2 separate regions of the Mus musculus genome follow, and region 1 is linked to region 2. Evidence: chromatin loops called from intact Hi-C (ENCODE). Cell type or tissue: heart. All regions are shown on one strand. Each heading gives the region's core, and the rest is flanking DNA. Links, peaks and the distances in the headings are about the cores only.

The links. Peaks named below come from ENCODE experiments on the same cell type or tissue, not always from the same donor. Only the 100,000 strongest peaks of a DNase experiment are listed, where the experiment ranks them.
Region 1: a loop joins it to region 2, with 4 times the contacts of the local background. A loop is called at or near these places in 5 of 42 quality-filtered maps.

The regions. Positions count from the first base shown.
Region 1 is chr19:16,434,628-16,445,387 of GRCm38, forward strand. Gna14 (guanine nucleotide binding protein, alpha 14) reads left to right here and starts at 1,040. Exons shown (of 7, transcript NM_008137.4): 1 at 1,040-2,190. The coding sequence starts at 2,067. In heart, for the core only: a CTCF peak has its summit at 1,015; DNase peaks (open chromatin) are centred at 1,334 and 4,774; H3K4me3 peaks cover 1,650 bases; H3K27ac peaks cover 1,022 bases; H3K27me3 peaks cover 2,752 bases.
Region 2 is chr19:16,524,147-16,534,906 of GRCm38, forward strand. It overlaps Gna14 (guanine nucleotide binding protein, alpha 14), which reads left to right. Exons shown (of 7, transcript NM_008137.4): 2 at 9,567-9,751. Among named protein-coding and RNA genes, the nearest start is that of Gm41811, 54 kb to the right of the region's middle. In heart, for the core only: a CTCF peak has its summit at 5,355 (motif pointing left); DNase peaks (open chromatin) are centred at 2,535 and 3,085.

The sequences.
Region 1 (10,760 bases), core at 1,008-9,007, 90 kb before region 2:
AAACCTGTGGGACTTCTTCAGCACCGTGTCCTATACAAGGAATACGGGTTTGATCAAATGAATGGGAACACTGAAGGGTTCCGGTAGGTACCAAGGGTTCCGGTAGGTACCGCCAAGTTCGCCAGGGACGATCTGTCAGGATCTGTTTTGGAAGGCTAGTAACTGGAGACTGAACAGGTCAGTTATTCCAGTTAACTTGGAATTCAGATTTGCTCTGGTTTTAATATCTGTGGAAGACTAAAAGCCGTGATTGAGATGTTAGTTTGAGGAGCCAATGGTGGTGTTCTCAACACCTGTAGGAGCTAAAGGGAAAAGTGGGTGACAGATTACAGAGAGAAAAAAAATCCAGAAACTTTCCAGTAGGGGACACTGTTGTCGTCAATTATGCTTGGAAGGATACTAAAATACAGGGCATTTTAAAGCCTGATTGGTCCGCACTTCTTAAACTGTAAAGTAAATAAGACTTAGCAGCCAGATAACATTAGCTGCCAAGTTCTTATATAATGACCACAGCGCCCCACTTCTGCTTCCATTGCTCTTCACGGAGGAAGAATTAGCGTCTGATTCCGTAACCGTGCACATGTCATATGCCAACTTGAATAGAAGGCAAAGAAGATTTGCTCTGGTCCCGAGGATCCCTTATCCGCACCTTTAAATCTGCACAGACAAAATCAGAGTAGTTTGCTTTGTGCAAACTTTGTGCATTTGAGTTGTCAGGGGTTCTTTCAGATTTCCTACATCCACACGCAGAGTTCCAGGAGCTGTCCCGAGGCGGCAGTCTGGCTGCAGGGCTGGGCAGGGAACTGGCCAGGTGTGCCGGGAAGGTGCCAACTCTTTCTACAAACAGAAGTCTTTTCCATCATCAAATGCAAAGCAGCCAGCCGTTTTCCTTCACCCCTCCAGTCCCTGGCCCCCTCATCCGGTGCCAGGAGGTAGGACCGGCTGGGAGGCGTTAACTAGCCCTTTGCTCTTTTGCCAGACCCCGGAAGGCAGCTGCAGTTCCTACGCCAGCCAGCAGGCCCATCTGCACTAGGCAGGCAAACTACAAGCTGACCCAAGGCTTGCACTAAGCCCAAATTGAGTTGTGGCATCCGGGAAGCAGAGGGAGCCAGTCTAGAAACCCCAAGTGTGAGCGGTGGAGAAGCTGGTGGGCAAAGCTCAGCCTCAGGTGGGAAAAGAGGCCTGAGCCTAGCTGCTGGCATGCGGTGTGTGAACGGGCTGCAGACGTTTGGCTCGGGTCTGCTAGTGCGCTGCCTCCACCCCTGGCACTGAGGCTGGGAGTTGACGAAACTCCCTCACCTGTCGGAACCCGGATCTGGCAGCGGGAAGGGGGCTGGCAGCCAGTGTCTGCTGGTTACAGCAAGCTTGGCAAGTGGCCCTGCCTGCACTAGGGCGCCACCGCCAAGGAGGCAGGTGTGAGACTACTCTGCGACCCAGCCTCTTGTTGCTATCCTTTGTCCCCAGGCACCGTCGGCTTGGGGTAGGACTTCAGGCAACTCCTGCAGCCTTGGCTGCAGGTTCGAGACGCTCCGCCCCCTCCTGTCACATAGAGCGGTCAGTGCTGGAGGAACCTTCCATTCCGCAAAAGTCTACGGGTTGAGGTTTTCGGAACTTTGCAAACAGGGACTAGCTGGCCCTTTATTTGCAAGCCAGGCCACACCTGCTGCTAGCCTGCGACACCCTACAGTCCCGGAGAGACCATTCTAGCAGCAGCACCGACGCCCCAACTTTTGATTCGCGGTGTGCGTTGCCTACCTGGGTACCCAGCTACAGTGTCCGGGGACGCACATCTTCTGGAGACAGCGCCAATCACACTGCCCAGTTCGCTCTTCTCTCCCTCCCAAGCGCGGGGTTGGGTGCCTGATCCCGGACCACACAAGCGCTCAGGACTCGCCTGACCTCGGAACTGCCTTCGAGAAAGCGTTAGCCTAGGAGATCCGAGCCTCTTTCTCCATACCATAGTTGGTTCAGGTGGTTTCCTCTTCAAACCTTGCGTCTGGCGCGGATAATCCGCGCGGCCGGGCGTTAAGCTCCAGGTCCCTGTCGCTCCGTCGAGGTGGCAAGCCATGGCCGGCTGCTGCTGTTTGTCTGCGGAGGAGAAAGAGTCTCAGCGCATCAGCGCGGAGATCGAGCGGCAGCTTCGCCGCGACAAGAAGGACGCGCGCCGGGAGCTCAAGCTGCTGTTGCTGGGTGAGTGGCCGCCTTTATCCAGCGCGCAGCTCTGGTGTTCTCGTCCCGGCTCTTTCCCGTCCCAACAAGCCTGCCGGGTGGCGTGCTGAGTTTCTCTATGTCCCTTCAGGGAACCGGTCTTTTTGCACCTGGGGAGCTGGGCCACCTTCGATCGTAGACTCCTGATATCTCAGAGCAGGCCAGGGCTCAACTCCTGGACCCTTGTCAGTTTCTCTCCCCCCCCCCCCAACCCGGGGCCTGCTCGCTTTTGCCCTTGGGCTCCCAGCAGGCGGCTGCTGCGGGAACCCCCAAACTTAGTTGTTGGTGGGTGGTGGGGAACGGCCTGCCTCGCAGTTTAGGTTCGGTTCTTGTTGAGGGTCTGACTGCAGGGGCCACGTGCAGCATAGTTTTTACCTGCCAGGTATGGTCATGGTGGGAAGGCTCTGTCCTCACTGTAGAGGAAACCCTAGAAACTGACAAACTGGAGAAAAGGGGAAAATGATAGCAAGTGCGCCTCGGAAGTGACACCCCTACTGCTATTCTCTCTTCTGACACCAGGACCTTCTGCTGATGACACCGGAGCCTGCATCAAGAGAGTAGCTTTAAGTCTCCCTTGGCCCACCTTAGTTTAACTTCAATGTCCAGGCTATCTCTACCAGTGCCTCCTTAGGCTTTTAGAAGGCCTTTGAAGAAGTGTTTTTAAAACAAAGAGAGAAGAGTTTAAAGTCTGATTAATTCCCCCAAGGCAAGGATCTCTTTCTTCTGGCCTGTAGAGTGTCATTCAGCCCCCATCCATTGTTGGACACTGGCCCTTTTCTTTCACCCCCATCCCCACCCCCAAAATAGCTGCTTGCATTTCCTCTGTCCTTTCAGGCTGGAGTCCTCTCTTTCACCATTTGTTTAATTATTTAATTAAGCAGTCCCTTTTGAAGACTGACTGAAGGAGAGGGCTTTTAGCCTGCACTGCCTTCACACCCGAGCAAGCCCTCCACTATGTAACTGGCTACTGCTGAGTTTAAAGGGCCTCCTTTGGTTTTCCTTAAACCTGCAAGTTCAAAGGGCTGACCACCCAGATTCCACACTCCTGATTCTTCTCTAAGGCCAGAGGAAAGTCCCTGCCAAAAGGACTCCTAGCTTACTATAAGCCAGTGAGGAGAGACCTGATTAGGGGAGTAAGCACCAAGGAAAGCTGTTTGCTGAGGCTGTAAAGACGCTGGGGACAGTAGCTTGAGGTCCACAGCTATACCTACGAGGTTCCTACAGTGGGTGGAGTGTGGGGTGGGGATGGGAAGGAAGGGCCACTTTCCACCCCTGGGGTCAGGGCTGTTCACCCAGACTTGGAATAGGCCTGGGAACTCTAGCTGAACCCTGCAGTCTGTCATCAAGTTCAGTTTGTCAAGTGTGGAGTATCACGTGAACACTAAGATGATTAACTATGCCTTCATTTGAGTTCAGATGGATACGGTCTCTTGTCAAGGGCAGACTAAACTTTAGTTCACTCGGAAATATTTAGATTCGTGTGAAGGACTGTTAGGACTATACTGAGGCTGGCCCCTTGTAAGGCAAATTATGTAGCAAGCCGAGCCATAGTGTATTACTAATAGGCCTCTTTGACAGACCTAGACATACAAATAAGTCACATTTAGCGTCAGTAACTGAACCCTCAGGCCTTCCTACCTCTTGTCCCACTCTGGCTCCCTGAAGTACTTCCTGTTCTTGTCTCCCAGCTGAGACTATCCATCACTATGGTGACAATTTTCCTGTTCACTTCCAAATCCTACGGAGCTAACGGAGCTTCAAGTATGGGCTTAAAAACCCAGGTTCCCTCCATCTAAAGATGGATTGTGGTGTAGTCCAGTTCTCAAGCTAAAGGAAGAGGCTGTGACTCACAAGATTCAGGAACCAGGGGAGGATATGTGCTATTGTGTCTGAAGTCACATGCGATGGAACGTCACCAGTTTCTGGGGTGTCTGGATTCGATCATTTGATGGTCTGGTGTCTCCGATATAAAAGTCCCAGTTCACAAATGGGACTTTGGGATCCCGTGTGGACTACTGTCCCCAGAAGCTCTCACAGTGATGTATGTGTCTGCAGCTGGGGGTAAGGGTGCTTTAAAGTGTACCATAGAGCAGCAGAGTCCGATCTGGGCTTTATAAAAGTGTGGGTCAGTGGCCAGTACTGAGGGATACACGTTATTGTCCGGCTACAGCCGGTGGTATATTGGTAGGGTGCTTTCTTGACAGGAGGAGATAAAGACGATAAAGTTGAATTTAGTTGAATTTAGTCGCAATTCCTTCTGATTGGACAACACTGGACAAAACCAACACTGGTAGGAAAATGGTGATACCTGTCTTGTACACCATCGGGGAGGCAGAGGTTGGATTTTCACCCCTGAGACCTGTCCGTGGGAGTTCACCATCCCACAGGCCTCTGCAGCCGGAGTGGGAAAGGAATGGACAGTCCTCACACTGACATCTTTGCCAGACCACAGATAAAAATCCCAGGGCCTTGATGCAGAGGCTGGAGCTGGACCAAAGGAGTGTGGTGTTCCTAAGGACAGATGCCGAGCCGAAGGCCGTTTGGTGCAAGGAGAAACTGAAACTTTCAAGTGAGCTACAGCTGCAGACAGGGTGACCACTGGGCCCAGGTCAGTGAGCTCAAAAGGATGAACCCAGGCCAGAGAGAGCAGCAGGAACTCCTTGGGGAAGAAAGGACCCCCCACAGTGCTGGCTCCCTGCTGGCTCAGCAGAGGCAGCTGGAAAGCAGCCAGACAGATAATGGCTCTGTGCTGTGAATTCCAGGGGATGCCCTTGTGGATAGAAGTGCCAGCAGTCTTGAGTCCTGTCCTGAGCCTGGGTGGCACCTTTGCTAGCGTTGAGGCCTTAAGCCTAGGGGAAGAGAAGAGTTAGATTGGTGGGAACAAAGTAATTTATGGACTGAGAGCCCTGCAGCATTGACCCTCTGTGACGTCACTTCCCAGTAGGAACCACTGCAGAAGTTTCTCAGATTTATCTTCAGGGGACTACAGTCTGATAATGGTTGGCACGGCCTGTGGCTACCTTCTCACGAGGCTTCTCCTGTGGAGTCTAGGGCCTCCCTTCAGGCTTCTACTTTGGGGAACAGCCCACAGGCCAGCCTGGAGTTTGCTGAGAGCTGGAATGGAGGCCTAGGGCCACAAGGCAGTTGCAGCATCCCGAGGCCTGCGGAGGACACTTAGGCAGACTGAGTGGGCCTTGCTGGGGCTGCCTAGGAATCACTGCAAGAAAGAGGCCAGGGAGAGCTGCACCGGCAGCTGGCTACTGCATGCGGGCTTGGGTCACAGAGAGCCCATAACTGGGTACAGGCCGAGCGTCTCGCTGGACAACGCTGATCCACAGGACATCGGGCTCCCCACTTTAAGACCGGGCTCAAACAAGCTGGAGGACGATTTTATTAGTTTAAAAGAGGAGAGGAGGGGGGAGAGAGTGGGGAAGAGGAGGAGGGAACGGGGAGGGAGGGGGAGGTGGGGAAGGAAGGGAAGGGAAAACCAGGCAGATAAACTATAAAACCTCAGCCGCTCCCTGGGGAGGAGAACTGAGGAAAGAAGGGGAAAGGGCAATTTTGTTTGAGCTGGTGTGGAGGTCAGACACATGGCAGGCAAGCAGTCATTTGGGATGGGAGACATTTTGAGAAAAGAAACCCAAAGAGTTAAGGAAAGCACACTTTAAAAAAGGAAGAAAAGACAAAGTTAAGCTTCTCGGAAGAACTTTTTTTTTTTTTTAGTGAGCTGACTTACAAGCTACATAGGGATTCTGGGCAGAAAAGGTACAGTATCTCATTATCTCATTATCTAATTATTCCATCTAAGCCTCTTGGTATGGCTTAAGGTAAACCTGCTGGCTTACAGGATCAGAGGTTCAGTCCATTATCATCAAGGCAGGAACATGGCAGCATCCAGGCAGGCATGGTGCAGGAAGAGCTGAGAGTTCTACATCTTCATCTGAAGGCTGCTAGCAGAAGACTGACTTCCAGACAACTAGGATGAGGGTCTTAAAGCCCACACTCACAGTGACACACCTGCTCTAACAAGCCCACACCTACCCCAACAAGGCTACATCTCCTAGTGGTGCCACTCCCTGGGCCAAGCATATACAAACCATCACACCTGCTTTCCTTGGCTAGTCCCTTGGCCCAGTGAACTACCTGACCCATGTTAGGTCTCTATCCAGATTGGAAATTCTATTCTCTTGACCAGGAGTTTTTTTCTACTTTAATGCCACATAGAAAGGGCTGGGTGTGTGTGTGTGTGTGTGTGTGTGTGTGTGTGTGTGTGTGTGTCTATAAGGATGGCAGGATTATTCCATTCTACCCAAACAAAACATCTACCCTCATGTGGGCACATACATGGGAGGCAGATCCCAAGACAATGTCTCTGCATAAATGATTGTCTTAGGGTGATTATTGCTGTGGCGAAAAACCATGACCTATTTCTACATCATTGTTCATCACTGGAGGAAGTCAGGACAGAAACTCAAATGTGGCAGGAATCGGGATGCACAGGCTGATGCAGAGGCGAGGTGAGTGTTTCCAGTCACTGGGACTGCTAACCTTGGACATAGACTTCATCTGGGAACTGTCTGGGAGGAAGGGGAATGTGGTATTTAACTTAAGTCGATTACATCCTTCCGCCCGGGCCGCCATGATAAAATACTACAGGTTGGGAGGCTTAGGCAATGGGAATTGATTTTCTCCTGGGTCGGAGGCTGGAGTCCACAGATCAAGGGGCTGACAGGTTTGTTTAATCTGAGGCTTTGGCTTTGACTTGCAGACAGGAGCCTTGCTGTGTCCTCCCTTGGCCTTTCCACCATGAGTGTTCATTCCTGGTATTTTCCCTTCCTCACACAGGGAGTCTAGTGCTGTTAAATTGGGTTTAAAGGATATATATATATATATATATATATATATATATATATATATGTATATATGTGTGTGTGTGTGTGTATAAAATCTCTTTAAAGACCTTCTTTCTGAATTCAGTTATTCTCTAAAGTATTGGTGGTTGAGACTCAAAGAAATAAATGTTGTCAGGAGGGTATAATTCAGCCTGTGATGTCAACAGTGTTGGGAAGCCATCCAATCATAGGGGCTATCGCCTGTGAATTCCCTTCTTGGTGCTCTTCACTTAGGTAAAGCTATCCTTGACTGCAGCACAGAAAAGTATTTCATGACAAGTCAGAATGAAGCTAAGTTAGTGGGTCTATTAAATAGAGACACTGGGTAATACATGGTTCAGAGGGAAGGAAGATGATGTCACGCTGACTTTCTTCTTGCTACAATGAAATCATCTGAAAACAGTATCTTATGGAAGGAAAGGTTCATTGTGTCCCACAGTTCCATTGTGGTGAGAGTCCTGGTGGCAGGAACTTGAGGCAGCTGGTCACACTGTATCCATAGTCAAGGGACAGAGTGAGATCATCTGTGCTCAGTCAGCCTTGTTCTTTGTATCCAGTCTCTAAGACCCAAGTGTGAGAATAGTGCCACAATCCTTAAGATGGGTCTTTCCTCATCAATTGACCTATTTAATTCCGCAGAGACCAACCTAATCTAAATACCTCTCCAAAGATGTTCTAGATCCTATTACATTGACATTAAACACGAATGAGTCATCACAACAGGTCTTAAGAAAAGAAAAAAACAAAACAAAACACTGTACAACTCAAACATGGGTGACTTACAACTAGGTTTAAGCAAAATTTAAAAATGAAGGAGATAAATGTGAGTTGGTTTATTTATTTCTCTTATCTTAATGGTCTTCCTAGCTGGGGGATGGAGGCTCACAACTATAGTCCCACGAGGAACCTGGAGGCAGAAGAATCAATATCAGAAGCTCTATAGTAAGTTGGAGGCCAGAAAGGGCCACAGGGACTCTGTCTTCAAATTAAATTACATTACATTTATAAATTAAGAATAAATTCTTGTTGTTAATGAAGGTGGTTTTGCAAAGTCTATTGTTTGGGCTTAAAGATGAGAGATGCTGGCATGCAAGGTTTGAACATTCTGGTCCCAGCCCTAAGTAGTAAAATCCTTGTCCAAGATGTCATTAGGAAGAGTGGTACTATCTCTGTAGGAAACTCTGATGCTATCAGTTGTGTTGATGGCCTTGAATCTTGGCCAGCAGAAATACAAACTAGACCACAGAATAAGAAGCTTGCTTCCCTCCTGTGTCCCCTTAACTTTCCCTTCTTTCTGTTCTGCCCCAGTAACAGTGTGGGAGTCAAAAATGGAGTTTTTGTTTCGACCTCTGTTCCAAACGCTGGATCTACCATTTCTTGCCTGTGAACGTGGTCCTTTCATCTTTGCCTGACACATTGTGTGCCTTGAACTCTTGTTGACCCTTTTTTTTTTCCTCTCTTTGGAAATTTTCAGGCACCAAGGAGATATCACCACCTATTTAGGCTGACCAATTTCTGGCCGTGTAGTGGCTTGTTTAAATTTTACCAAGTAGCTTTTTAACAGATATTTTGCTTTGTGTTTCTCTCAGGGTTTCCTAGACTGTAAATTGATATTGGTCACTTGTCTTAGTTATAATAAATAATAAAAGTCTGGGTCCAAACAGATGTTATTGGATCAACTAAAACAAAATCTTCTCTTAAAACTAATTCTGGTGTCTCTGGGTAGGAGAGTCCTAGGGGCAGTGCTGCACCGTACTTTCTTTGTAGAGGTGACAGAATTTCCTGAGAAGGAAAAGAAACTTAATAGCAAACACTTCCTCATTTCCTCATCTTGGTTTAGTCCCGTCCCTTCTCTGGAGTTCAAGCCTGGTGCTCAGTGCGAGGAACCTTTTCTCAAGGAATAGGCTGGGTCAAAGATTGTCTCGAAAGCTTAATGGCAACCCCAACATGGCAGCACAGGGGGAATGGGAAAGAGCAGGGGTCACGATGGAGGGGCTTTATAAAGCAGGGACCGTGAGATGGTAGTGACAGACTGTTCACAAGCTAGGGCTTGCATGGTCCACACGCCAGGGAGAGATGAATACAAACTCTCCTGCTAAAAACAGATAGTAAGGATAGTGAGTGATATTCCCAGGATCTGGGAAATATGCATGACCCTTGGGGGGGGGTGTTTCATCGAGTTTTTGTGATTTAGGTCTTACTGTAAAATAGATCTTAATATAACAATGATTAACATCTTTGATCAAGACATACTTTGGAACATTGTCTGGCTTTCTCCGTGACTGCAATGAATAAGCCCCAACTACCAGGTAGACGACCTGTTCCACTCATAATGCAGCAGAACGCTGGGGACTTCTGAAGAGGCAAGGGGAGGTACCCACTTTCTTTTTGTCTGTCTGTCCAGGGCAGCCTTTTGACTTTTCCCTCTGTACTTTTCAAGACAACACTTTTGAGGTATTTTCCATGTAGTGAAAGTTACCAGCTCTAAGTGTACAGATGGCAAACATGGGAATCTTATAAACACAGGCATAGACTCGATCTAGAACATCTCGAGATCCCTATAAATCCCCCCATTCCCCTTTGTGAAAGGGGCTATTCTCTTCCCCCCAAATCATTCAGTTTTCTATGAAAATATCTTTAGCTATCTGACAAACACAAGAATAAGAATTGAAGGAGCCTTAGTGGGTAAGAACACATACTGTGTAAGCAAGAAGATCCGAGTTCAAATCTCGAGCACCTACATAAGAAACTAGGTATGGCTGCACGCACCTGTGACCTCAGCGTAGTGGGGCAAAGACAGGTGGGTCCTGAGTGCTCATTGGCTCGACAGTCTAGCTGAAACAGTGAGATTCAGGTTCACTAGGAGAGCCTGTCTCAAAAATAAAGTGGAGAATGATAGAGGAAAAAAGTTGATATTCTTCTGGTGTCTGCATGTGCATGCATCTGCACCAACATATGTACGTACACTACATACACATACACAAATACATGCACACACACACATACACATACTACACACACATACTTTCACACACACCATAAACACGCACACTCAGATCACATACCACACACACGTTTACCACAGACACAAACATACACTCACAAACACCCACATTCACACACATATCCTCATAGACACCATACACACACATTCACACACATATAGTCACACACACTGACACACTCAAACGTACTACAAACACACTCACATACTACAAACACACATATACACCAAACACACAAACACACATACACATATATACACACACACCACGTACACTCACACATCACAAACACTCACACACATACCACACACAAGGACACACACACACACACACACTTATAGACACACAGAATTTACAAACTACTCAGGTATATTCTTTTCCTAATTAGCTTTCTGTATAACTTGTGCCTCCTTTTCTTCTCCTGTGCATTTTCTCCAGAGCATGTTGTACGCACTGTAGCCTTTTCCTCTATCAACATCCATGACATGTTCCTAAAACAGAACAAGATCTTACATGAGCACAGTCCATTTGTGAACCCTTGGTAAGTTTAACCATGGTAGGATATTTGTGCCCAGCCTGTTTCTCATATCCTAGGTTTGTCAATCAGCCCAAGAATGTCTGAAGTGGCAATGTCCTCCCAAGCCAGGGTTCAATG
Region 2 (10,760 bases), core at 1,254-9,253:
ACCCTCCACAGGCTCTGAGCCACTCCCTACCAGTGCCCTGATGCTAGGATTTCTCAGTGGATGTTACTGTAAGAATGGGAAGGGGTGCTTATTTTCAGAAGTAGCAGTGATATGTGGGAGGCTCTACAGCCATTCACGAAAACACGTGCGTTTGCCCTTTTTGTAAATCAACCAGGAGTCAGTCTCCTTCAGCAGGTGAATTCACGATCTTTCTAATAAGAGGCGTGAGTGATGCTGATGGAAGTTCTGCTGTTTTATCTGTTAGCCATAAAACATACCAGGATAGGATTCTCCTTGACATTCATGTGATTTATTAATCTCCAGGGTAAACTAATGGAGCTCTAGAGAATGCTCCAAAGTGGAGTTTTGTTGAAAACAAGTATATTACTTTCCTAGGGTTTTATAAATGAGCCACGGACACAGAATAAACTAAACTGTATAGCCTTTTATTTTAACCTCTTGGGAGAGGGGTGACAGATGGATGTGGAGGCCCAGGGTCTTACTATGTAGCCCAGGCTGGCCTCAAATTTATGAGCCTCCTGTGATAGTCTCCTGAATGCTGAGATTCGAGAAGTGTGCCAGAAAGCAGCTGAGTTGAGTAGCTCTTTGCAGAGGATTGATGCTTGCCCATTACAGAGATCTCTGGATCATGTAACTGCATTCAAGAAATGAACACAAACCAATGCCAAATGCTTCCTGCTGTAAGATAATTAATACTGAGCTAAATGCTTATATTGAATTTTTAGTGCATCCCGCCTTTATAACATTATGAAGATTTGATTATATAAGTAAATAGCTCAACTTAATTTAGAATGGAAACTCGCCTTGGTGTCTCTCTGTATAGGACCTTTTAAATGTATTGATAGCAAAATGTGGAAAGTGCACTGTTTTCTGTACTTTATGTTTAAAAACTAAGACCTCAAAAAGTCCTGATGATTAAAAGATAACGGGTGTGTCCCTTTAGTTTTGATTGCTCGAAGAGCAAGAGAGCTGGGTAGACAACTTAGCAGTTAAGAACATTTGTTAGGGAGCAAGCTTCAGTTCCCAACACCCCCATGGCAGCTCACAATCATCCATAGCTCTTGCTCCAGGGGGATCTAATGCCCTCTTCTGCCCTTCATAAACACACATGGGATGCACAGACATGCAGCCAAACACTCACACACCTAATTTTTTAATCTTAAAAAGAAACTTCTCACAGATGCTTTGAATTTGAAAGTACATCTTAATAAAAGTGATATCCATGACGAGACGATGGGTCGCATGGTTGCTCTTGCTATCACTTGAGGATACCGATTCCTAGACCTCTCCTAGTCGTCCATACTACACTGTGTCTCCTGCTGTTAAACGGTGCTGTGGTTGCATAGAAGCTGCTTACATGCTCTCACGTGCTTTAGCTCAGCTCTGTATTACCGATGGTACCTAAGAGGATAGGAATGTGGCTTACATAGTTGTTACATGGTAGCATGGTAATGATAGGAAAATAGGCTTAAAAATTCAGTATAGTTGGGGGTCCTTTAAATTTTCTATTGCAGGTTTGATTGTTTTGTGGAGGTGTGGATGGGGAGCTGTGTGCATGTGGGAGTCAGAGGGCAGCTTGGGGTACTCAGTTCCTCTGCCATGGGGGTCTTCAGGATTGAACTAAGTCATCTGGCTTTTGTAGGGACCCTGTTGGCCTAGATGAACTCTTAAAAAGTATCTCTCATCCATATCTCACATCCATGGATGTGATATCTCCCTCTGAGAGGGGCTGATGTGCTTAGAATCATGGCATTTTTTTCTTTTGCCTAGATCGTAAAGATAACTGGGCATTTTAATAAATCCGAAAGATCATCAGATGCAATGCAGCATTTGTTAAATCCCTCCTCTTTTTAAAAAATATGTATCTTAAGCTGGCTTTTAGGTTTCATCATTTAATTTCTTTCAACTTTCCCTTTTTGTTTTAAAAACCTCCTGTTAGCTCCTTGTTCTCAAAGAGTAGCTGCGAATCTGTCTCGATTTGCTTCCCATTCAGTTGTTGCACAAGTCAATCTTTCTTGTCCTTTAATGGCTAAACACAGGAATTCCTCAACATAAGAGAATAGAAGCTAGGGAAGGTGCCACGGCTTTGACGGTGAAATGAGGCTTGGGCAGACTTGAATAAGTGAATCTTACTGCTTCTCTAAAAATATTTTCTCCTTGGAAATGGAAGAGTAGAGCCTTGGGGGCCTGAGGATTCATGAAGAAATGAAATCGGAACTTGGTAGAAAAATTCAACTGAAGACGATTCAACTGAAGACGATGTAGCAGCTGGAACATTTCTGTCCCAGGTGGATTCTATCAGAAATGTCCTTCAGAGGGACCCTGCAGCAGTGTCTCCCTCCAGGTCACAGAAGCCTCCATACTACTGGCCACAGCTGCATATTCCCAGGCTCTCACTGAGGCAGATGAGACTCAGCTGGGGACTAGGGAACAGAGAATCTGCATTTCATTGGGTGCTTCTCGCTTCTTGACTAGTTCTTTGGCTTTACCCAGAGCTGGCCCGCTTTTCTCATAAACCCATATCTGCAGGAGGACAAGTCACAGGACAGCAGCCCAGGCAGCTGCAGAAACTTCCGTGACCCAAGGTCAGCCCAAGCTGGAGAGTACCAAACAAAGTTACAACAATTTCCTCTGGGCAGGCCTCTGCAGGTGAGAACTGCTTCAACGTAAAGGTTACAAAAGACGGTTTCTGAGTTTATTTATCACGACTCCACAAAAGGCTTGACAGAGAACCTGAGCCCCACAGTATGTTTGGCACCAGGTCTTCATCAGAAAGCCGAGCAGCAGGAACCTGGCATGAAAGAGCTGGCTTTGCATCTCCAGCAGGTCTTCCCACTCCAGGCAACCCCCTCCTAACTGCTTTCCCAAACGGAATCAACATGGAGGTCGATAAGCCATAACTATCCATCCCTGAACACTGGTGTGTCCTCTATCAAGAGAAACAAGATCCCTGTTTAGAGAAAGCCCACTTGGCAATCAATCGGTCGCATTCATAGCCCTTCAGCCTGTTGCTAATGTAAGTTAGGTGACATCCCCATCTGTCTTCATTTTTGTGAGTTAAGCTGTACTGTCTCCAGAGTGTCTGCTGTAACCCTAGGCTGAGAACACTGGCTTCTGGGAGGCGGGCTTGCAGGTCAGGAAATGTGCTAGGTCACTGCCTGTCTCAGGAACTTGATTAGTTCCCTGCCTTAGTTCTCAGGGAGCCAGTCTTTCTGGATTCTGGGTACATTCTAGAACAATTGGTTTCTGTTCAGTTATCTCTTGTCTATCATTCAAAAGGTTTATTTTGTTTTGCCTTCTATTTTTTCCTGGCTTCTAAAAGCAACTTATTGCCACCCCCTCACCCTCACAATGAGCTTTCTTGTGTTATTTGAAGTTAAATTAATACTTGACCTTAATTTGTGTTCTCAGTCTCAGAGGTGTAGGGTCTTAGTGTACAGATGTTTTTGTGTGTATGGGTTTTGTTGTTGTTGTTGTTATTGTTGTTGTAGTTGTTGGTTTGGGCCTGTTTTCAGCTCTGTGTTTGTAGCCTTGCTGTTCTGTATCTGCATAAGGTTCCTGGTGGAATTTCAGAGGCCCTGAAGAGGGAAGGGATCAGGATTAGGAGAGCCTCTTGGATGAGTAGTAGAAGGAATAGTTTTATCTACATAGGACGATCTTTTGTGGGTAATTCCCCAAAAAGCTGGGAAGAATTTCTGCTGGGATATTGTAAAGTCACTTTTATTTACTTTAGTCATCACAGGAAATACAAGGTTTTCATAGCTTATAACAAACATCTGAACAATATATAAAATAAAATATTAGATAGTCACACAAGTATCATATGGAGATGCCCAAATCACAATATTAATGCACACATGACTGAGGCTTAGGAGACACTTCTGGACAGTATAGTCAAGAAGACGACTGTAGGAAAGCTTTCAGCCCTGCAAGGCCAGAGGCCCACAGCCCTCGCTCATAGTCAGCAGGGAGCCTGTGGAGAGGAGAATAGAACATGTGTTATCTATACTCAAGAGACACATGTCCATTTACCCAGTGCTGAGGGTACTGGTCAAGAAAGAACAGTTGCTTAATGGAAAAGGGGGCAAAACTGCCTAAGTGGAGTTTCACAGCAAGAGATGGGTGGGGTGGGGTGGAGTGGAAGGAGGGGTGTCTTGATGCTCTCCTGCTGAGATGTCAGCAATTATGGTGACAGGAAGCAGACAGGAGGTCTTTTGGTGAATCTGTTACTGGCCTGAGTGTCTTGCCAGCTGTTGTCCATTGCCTTTATTATGGAAGGCAGTGGCAGTGAGAGGACAGGCAAGCAGCTCACATAGCAGGCTCTTGACGGACACAGATAAGAATTGAAAAGTACAGACATGCTTAACCTAATGATGGCCATATGTTCTGTAAAACACATTTCGCCATTGTCCAAACATAATAGATTATATTTACACAAACCAAGATGATACAGCCTCTGCAAGCATAGGCTGTGTGTATAGACTGCAAATCTATGCAATATATCACTGTCCTGAATACTGTAGGCAGTTATAACACGGTGGTATTTGTGTACTTGAACATCCCTCAATGTTAAATGGTAAGTGACAATATGGCATGATGGGAATTGTTTGGTTTCATTATAAGCTTAGAGCCCATCATGTACATGGACATTTGATATGGTCTGACATATATGACTCCCATTGTGTACATTGGCATCCCCTTGTTGGTTGGGATGTCATTTAGTGACTTCAAATATGCAAATGGAGAAATGCAAAGTAAACAGAGAGGTGCCATTTCCCTTATTTTTACTGAAGACTGAACCTGTGTTGCTGCATGCCGAGTCTGGGTGGAATTTCTCCTGGAGCAATCCCTGGTAATCTAACACCAAAATTCCCTTTCCAGACCAAAGGCTTGGCCCCTGTTTGGAATAAAAATCTGATGTGAGTGGAGGGTTCCTTCTTTCCTCCATTTGCAGGAGAAACCCCACCAGGCTCATTTTGGACTGATGCAATTAGCCCAGCAGCATGGGCCCACACCCATGTTTTAGAAGATAATTGGCTAAAGTAGTGGGGTGAGGAAGGAGAGCTAAGCCAGCCACTCCTCAATTAAAAACCACCCAGTAAAAAACACTAGTAGTTTTCATCCCCAGAGGTATGCTGTTGGTTGTTCACTTTTTCCTCTGAATAAATGAATAAATGTGTACATGAAATCTGAATGTGGAGTTTCTTTTTGGAACTGGTAAATGGATAAGCTCAGATCCTTGATTTGAGCTCACCAATCCCTGTGGCCCTGCCACAACTGCCACTGTAGAAGGCATGATGTCATGACCTACCTTCACTCCCTCTTGCCTGCTGCCCCCTGCTGCTGGAGCCATCCCTGGTCTAACACAGTTCTGCAGGATGAAGGAATAAGGCTTTCCTTTTGTAATTTCAGTTTGTGTAGTAGGGGAGACCTTTTATTTAGGAAAGTACCACATTGTCATGGGAAGATCATGTGCCAATGCAGACCTGATTCAGATGCAGGCCAACACTATCAAGCTGCATAAACTTGAACAACCTGTGCAGTCTTTATGATTCTCAGTTTCTCTTCTTAAAAAAAAAAAAAAAAAAAAAAAAAGATGGTATCAGCTGGGTTGTAGAGCAGCTTTAATGAGAACAGAGGACCTCCTCTACATGGCTTCTTCCTGTTCTTGATCTTGGTCTTCAGTGATTGGTGTCAGTCATTCTATTTTCTTCTTTGCCTCCTGTGTGTGTGTGTGTTTGGGTGTTTGAACCAAAAGATTTAAAGAGTACTTTTAAATAATGGTTTTCTTAAGTACTTTTGTTATTTAATCTTAAAAAGTGTTCTAAAGTAGGTTTTCTGGTTGGTTGGTTGGTTGGTTGGTTTTAATGCCCCAAAATACAGAGGCTTTTGAAACGTTTGTGACTGCCTTTGTCCTGGTGTAAGGGAATGAGCCCTGCTACTGGAAGCGTTCTTATCTTGCTGCTGAATTTCAAGCTGTCTTGAGTGAGTCTGGCTTCAAGGTCACAGTGACAGTTTGCTTGAAGAAGTTACATAATCTCCATGTTCACCTTGACTTCTTCATCTGTAAAACACAGGACTAATATTTGTTTGGGATGAACTGGCATGGGACCAGAGGCTCAGTGCTGCTGGCGGAAGAGACTAAAGCAACAGAGTATTGGAACTGGGGGAGAGGGACCCCAGAATTCCACGGGAACAGAGAGCTAATCTGCCTTAGGACTTTGGGTCAAGCATTGATAGTAACATTTAGGAGAGGGAGTTGGTCCTCTGCTCAGTTTTCATGCAGTTCTTTGAGTAGATCTAGGAAAACCTAGTTAATATGAGAGCTGAGTCACAGGAAGAAACACAGTAAAGTTAACTCCCCATGTGCTGACTTCTTCATGGGGAACATCACAAGAGTGTGCTGAGCCCAGCAGGACCTGAGCAGGATGTATCTGAAAGACGGTGGCTTGTCTGGGCTTTATCCAGTGTATGGCTGGACTGACTCTTCCGAGTCCAGTACCACCAAGTCCTTTGGTTTCTGAGCCAGATCTTCCGTGATAGTGGAGCTTGTTAGTGGAGTCCAGGTGAATCAATTTCAGGCCTTTCTCTTGGTACCTATGTGTAGTGCAGACTTTACATAGGCAATCTGAATCCCCCGGTTCTCATCTCTGTACTGCAGAGAACAGCACTTATTTCAGAGTGGTTCTGAAGACTAAAGGGGGCGACTCGGGTAGATTCCCCAGCATAGCGACTCCTTTAATATTTGTTGGTATCAGCATCCAATTGTCATGCTGGAGAGGCCGTTGAATATCAGCACGAGGCTCCTTCTAGGGCCTTCCTTTACTTACCTATGTGATCAGAGTCTCTTGACACACATGGAACACAGGCTGGGGCACAGAGAATCGGCATATTCTGTTTTCCCAAGTGTTGAGTTAGGTAATTGTAACTTGGTAGATTTAAAAAAATATCTTGTATTTGAAAACTTTAGAGATCTGCTATTCAGGGAAGGACTGCTGAGTGTGGACACGAACTTGAGGATGCTCGCTGAAGTAAGTCAGGCACAAAAGAACAAAGGTTGTATGACTTCATGTCGGTGAGGTGTCAAGAGGAGTCAAGGTAGACAGAGCAGAAATTGAGGGTGTTCACCAAGGCTGAGGTTGGGGTTCCATTTTGTAAGATTGAAAGAGTTCTGACAGTCGGTTGCACAACGCTGAGTTATTTCCATGTTAGTTAAAAGATAATTCAGAAGGGATCTCGGGGGACGATTCAGTGCTTGCTGCCTACATATAAAGATCTGAATTTATTTCTTTAGCAGTCATGTAAAAGGCTAGCTTGGTGGTACATAGTCACGACACGACAGCTGGGAAGGTGGAGGTGGGTGGAGCTCTAGCTAGAACTTCCTGGTTAACCAGCTAACCTAGCTGATTCCAGGAGTTGCAGATTTTTGGGAGAGACCCTGACTCAGATAATGAGGCAGAGAGCAACTGAGACCTAACATCAAGCACTGCTCAATATTTATTTATGATACCAAAGGTCAGGTATCATACCAGGCACAAAGATGGCCAGCATTCGTGTAATGGCTAGTATTAATTATCAAGTTGACACTGAGGAGACAGGTTCCCAGGCATACCTGTGAGAATGTCTATATCATTGGTTCTCAAACCGTGGGTCACAGCCCCTTTCCCAGGAGTCATATCAGATATCCTGCATATCAATTATTTATATTACTATTCGTAACAGTACCAAAATTACAGTTATGAAGTAGCAATGAAAAGACTGTTATAGTTGGGGTGAGTCACCACAACATGAGGATGTATATTAAAGGGCCACAGCATTAGCAAGATTGAGAAACCCTGGTCTAGATTAAGGCTAGCCTGTGATGATAGCTGTGAGGAGGGAGTATCTTGATTAATTTACTCGAGATGAGAAGATCCTCATAACTGTGGGTAAGGCCGGTCGCTGAGTATTGAATTTGACTTGATTAGGAAGGCCAGGCATGGCCAAGAATAAAGGCAAGCAGTAAAAGCAGGAAGAGGAATGAGCCAAGGTGAAGGGGCCAAGAAGGCTTGATCTGAGGGCAGGCCAGTGTGGCTGGGTTATAGAGTGGAGAAGGAAGAGTCTTCAAGGAAAGGCTGCTAAGGACAGAAGGCCCACACCACCAGGCCCTCTTGTCTACCTTTGTCTGACTTCTTGAGGGGAAGGGAACACATTGAGGGTTTAACAAAGAAACAAACAGGAGAGCAGGTGTGTGTTTTGACAAAATCAGTCTTAAGAAATACTTGTTTTTACCAGAAGAATCTTAAAAAATTCCTAAAGCTTTGCCTCTCCAGGGCTTTGTTCTAGGCCTTACTCTCTGAGTTTTTAAAGTCCTGGGGAGGATATAGAGGAAAGCCCATCTAAGTTTAAAAGTCACTAATTGTAATAAACTCAGTAGCCATTATGTATGTATTCTAGCCTCCTACTTTGGAAAACACATATCTATCTATAGGTAAAATATTTTTTAAAAAAAGTACAGCACGGTATTTATGTGACTAAGTCAATAAAGTGCTAGAGATGATAGAATTTGATGACATTTGTACAGTCTGTGTGTCCTGTTGAGACGCTGGAAATGAACGACTATAGAGAGTCACAATAAATCAATCATCCCATAAAAAATAATCTTTACCATTTGTTACAGCAGAATTTCTATGTTGTATTAGTGAGATTTTTTTCACATAAAATTTTCTTTTGACAGAAACACTATTAGACAACTTTTCTCTATTTGTAACAAATTATGAAATGTAATTTTCACTTTGTAAAGTACAGTTATTTAAAGGGTATAGAATGAGTAATTCTAGTTCTGAGATAGTTTTTCCTTCATCTTTGCTGGAAACCTTATTAATAACCAAACTATTAATAAAAATTATAAAGCAATACTTAGATTTGGAGATGAGCCATGGATACCTCATATAATTGATTCCATTTATCATAGACAATTTTAGATATATTGAGCTTCATTATATAAATGTGTTTACTACCTTTTTAGCGATTCCCAATCTGAGAGAAATATGGGATATTGGGATCCTATTTTCTATATATCGTGTCTGTACTTCTCTGTACATTAGAGACCAGTGGAATAGTTCAATGATATATGCTTCTTGGTGCCACAGGATAGTGTTAGGAGTTTTGGAGACCTCCTGAAATGTTGATTGGAATGAACAACTATCACATAGATAGTTGGCATAACTGCAAATGATGCTTCATTGTGCAAGGATCAAATACACAGGTTGATCCTTCACTTCTCCAAGAGTTTTGCTGCTCAAACCATTCCTGAACATTGAAGAGGCTCCATCACTGTCAATAAGAACGGCAGCAAATTCTTCATGTTCAGAGTGGTCAGGCAGGTGTCTGACCTGTTTCAGGACTTGAGGAAAGGAAGATGGACGGGCACTACCTCATAAGCTTCTGGTAGACTCTTAGCAAGCCCATCCCACCAACCAATGTTATCTGAGATGTGGACCAATGCTACCAGGGCTTCTTTTTGGAGTCTGCTAACTGTTCTTCACTCATTGTTTTTCTCTTAGGAACCGGTGAGAGTGGGAAAAGCACCTTTATCAAGCAGATGAGGATAATCCATGGGTCTGGCTACAGTGATGAAGATAGAAAGGGCTTCACGAAGCTGGTTTACCAAAACATATTCACGGCCATGCAAGCCATGATCAGAGCAATGGATACCCTGAGGATACAATACATGTGTGAGCAGAATAAGGTACTGTACTTGAGAGGGTTGGCTGTGTCAGAATGTACGCCTTCCTAGCGGGGTCAGTGAATGCCTTTGAACAAAAGGGTTTGCTAAGCAATTTGGTCGAGTACCGGAGTATTGGAGGTCTTTACTCAGTAGAGGAAGAGCTATTTGGGAGGCATGTGATGCATTTTGATAGTCCTGTTGGTCCTATTTCGGCCTGACATTTTCTGTAGGAAATGAGCTCATGGTGTTATGTAGTGTTCAGAGACTCTGAAACTCTGAAATTTGTTAACATTGCTCATTTCAGGGACTGGCAAAAGAAGATGGCCGTTTTCCCTCTGAGTGGAGAGACCCATTGTTTGCCTCAGTGGGGAAATGATGCTGCTGGTTTTATGGCATCTAGCTTTCCAAGAATTCTCAGTCTCAGGAAATGTATTCACTAAGGTGCTGTAGACTGCTGAGAGAAATTGCTGGAGTTTGTGTTGGGAGCTGGCCTTTCTTGGGAACTAAGTGACATTTTATGAAAGCAGCTCTGGTGTCTCAGCTAGAAAAGTGCTGTCGTGATGTGAGCACACCAAGCTGACATTTGCTTTCTGTTGCCACTGGTCATTCATGATGCAATTCTCCTACCGATGAAGGGAAAATAAAAGACAAGGCTGGAGAAGGTGCCAAGTAGAATTGCATATACTACACTGGAACAGACTGGAGTTTTTTTTTGAATCCAGATTAGAAATAAGAGTTTAGCTAGGTGCCTGTAATTCCAGCTCCTGGGAGGGAGGGAGGGAGGGAGGGAGGGAGGGAGGGAGGGAGGGAGAGAGACAGAGAGAGACAGAGAGAGAGAGAGAGAGAGAGAGAGAGAGAGAGAGATCATGAATTGAAGGCCTGGGCTACATATGAACACCCTGATAGAATCTATTTAAGAGCAATGTTGCTGCTAACATCACAGCTATATGGATAATTTTATCAAGATCTGTGGCACGTCTATGTTCATGTGTACCTTCTATATATGACTGAGAAATTTTCAAAGCATATA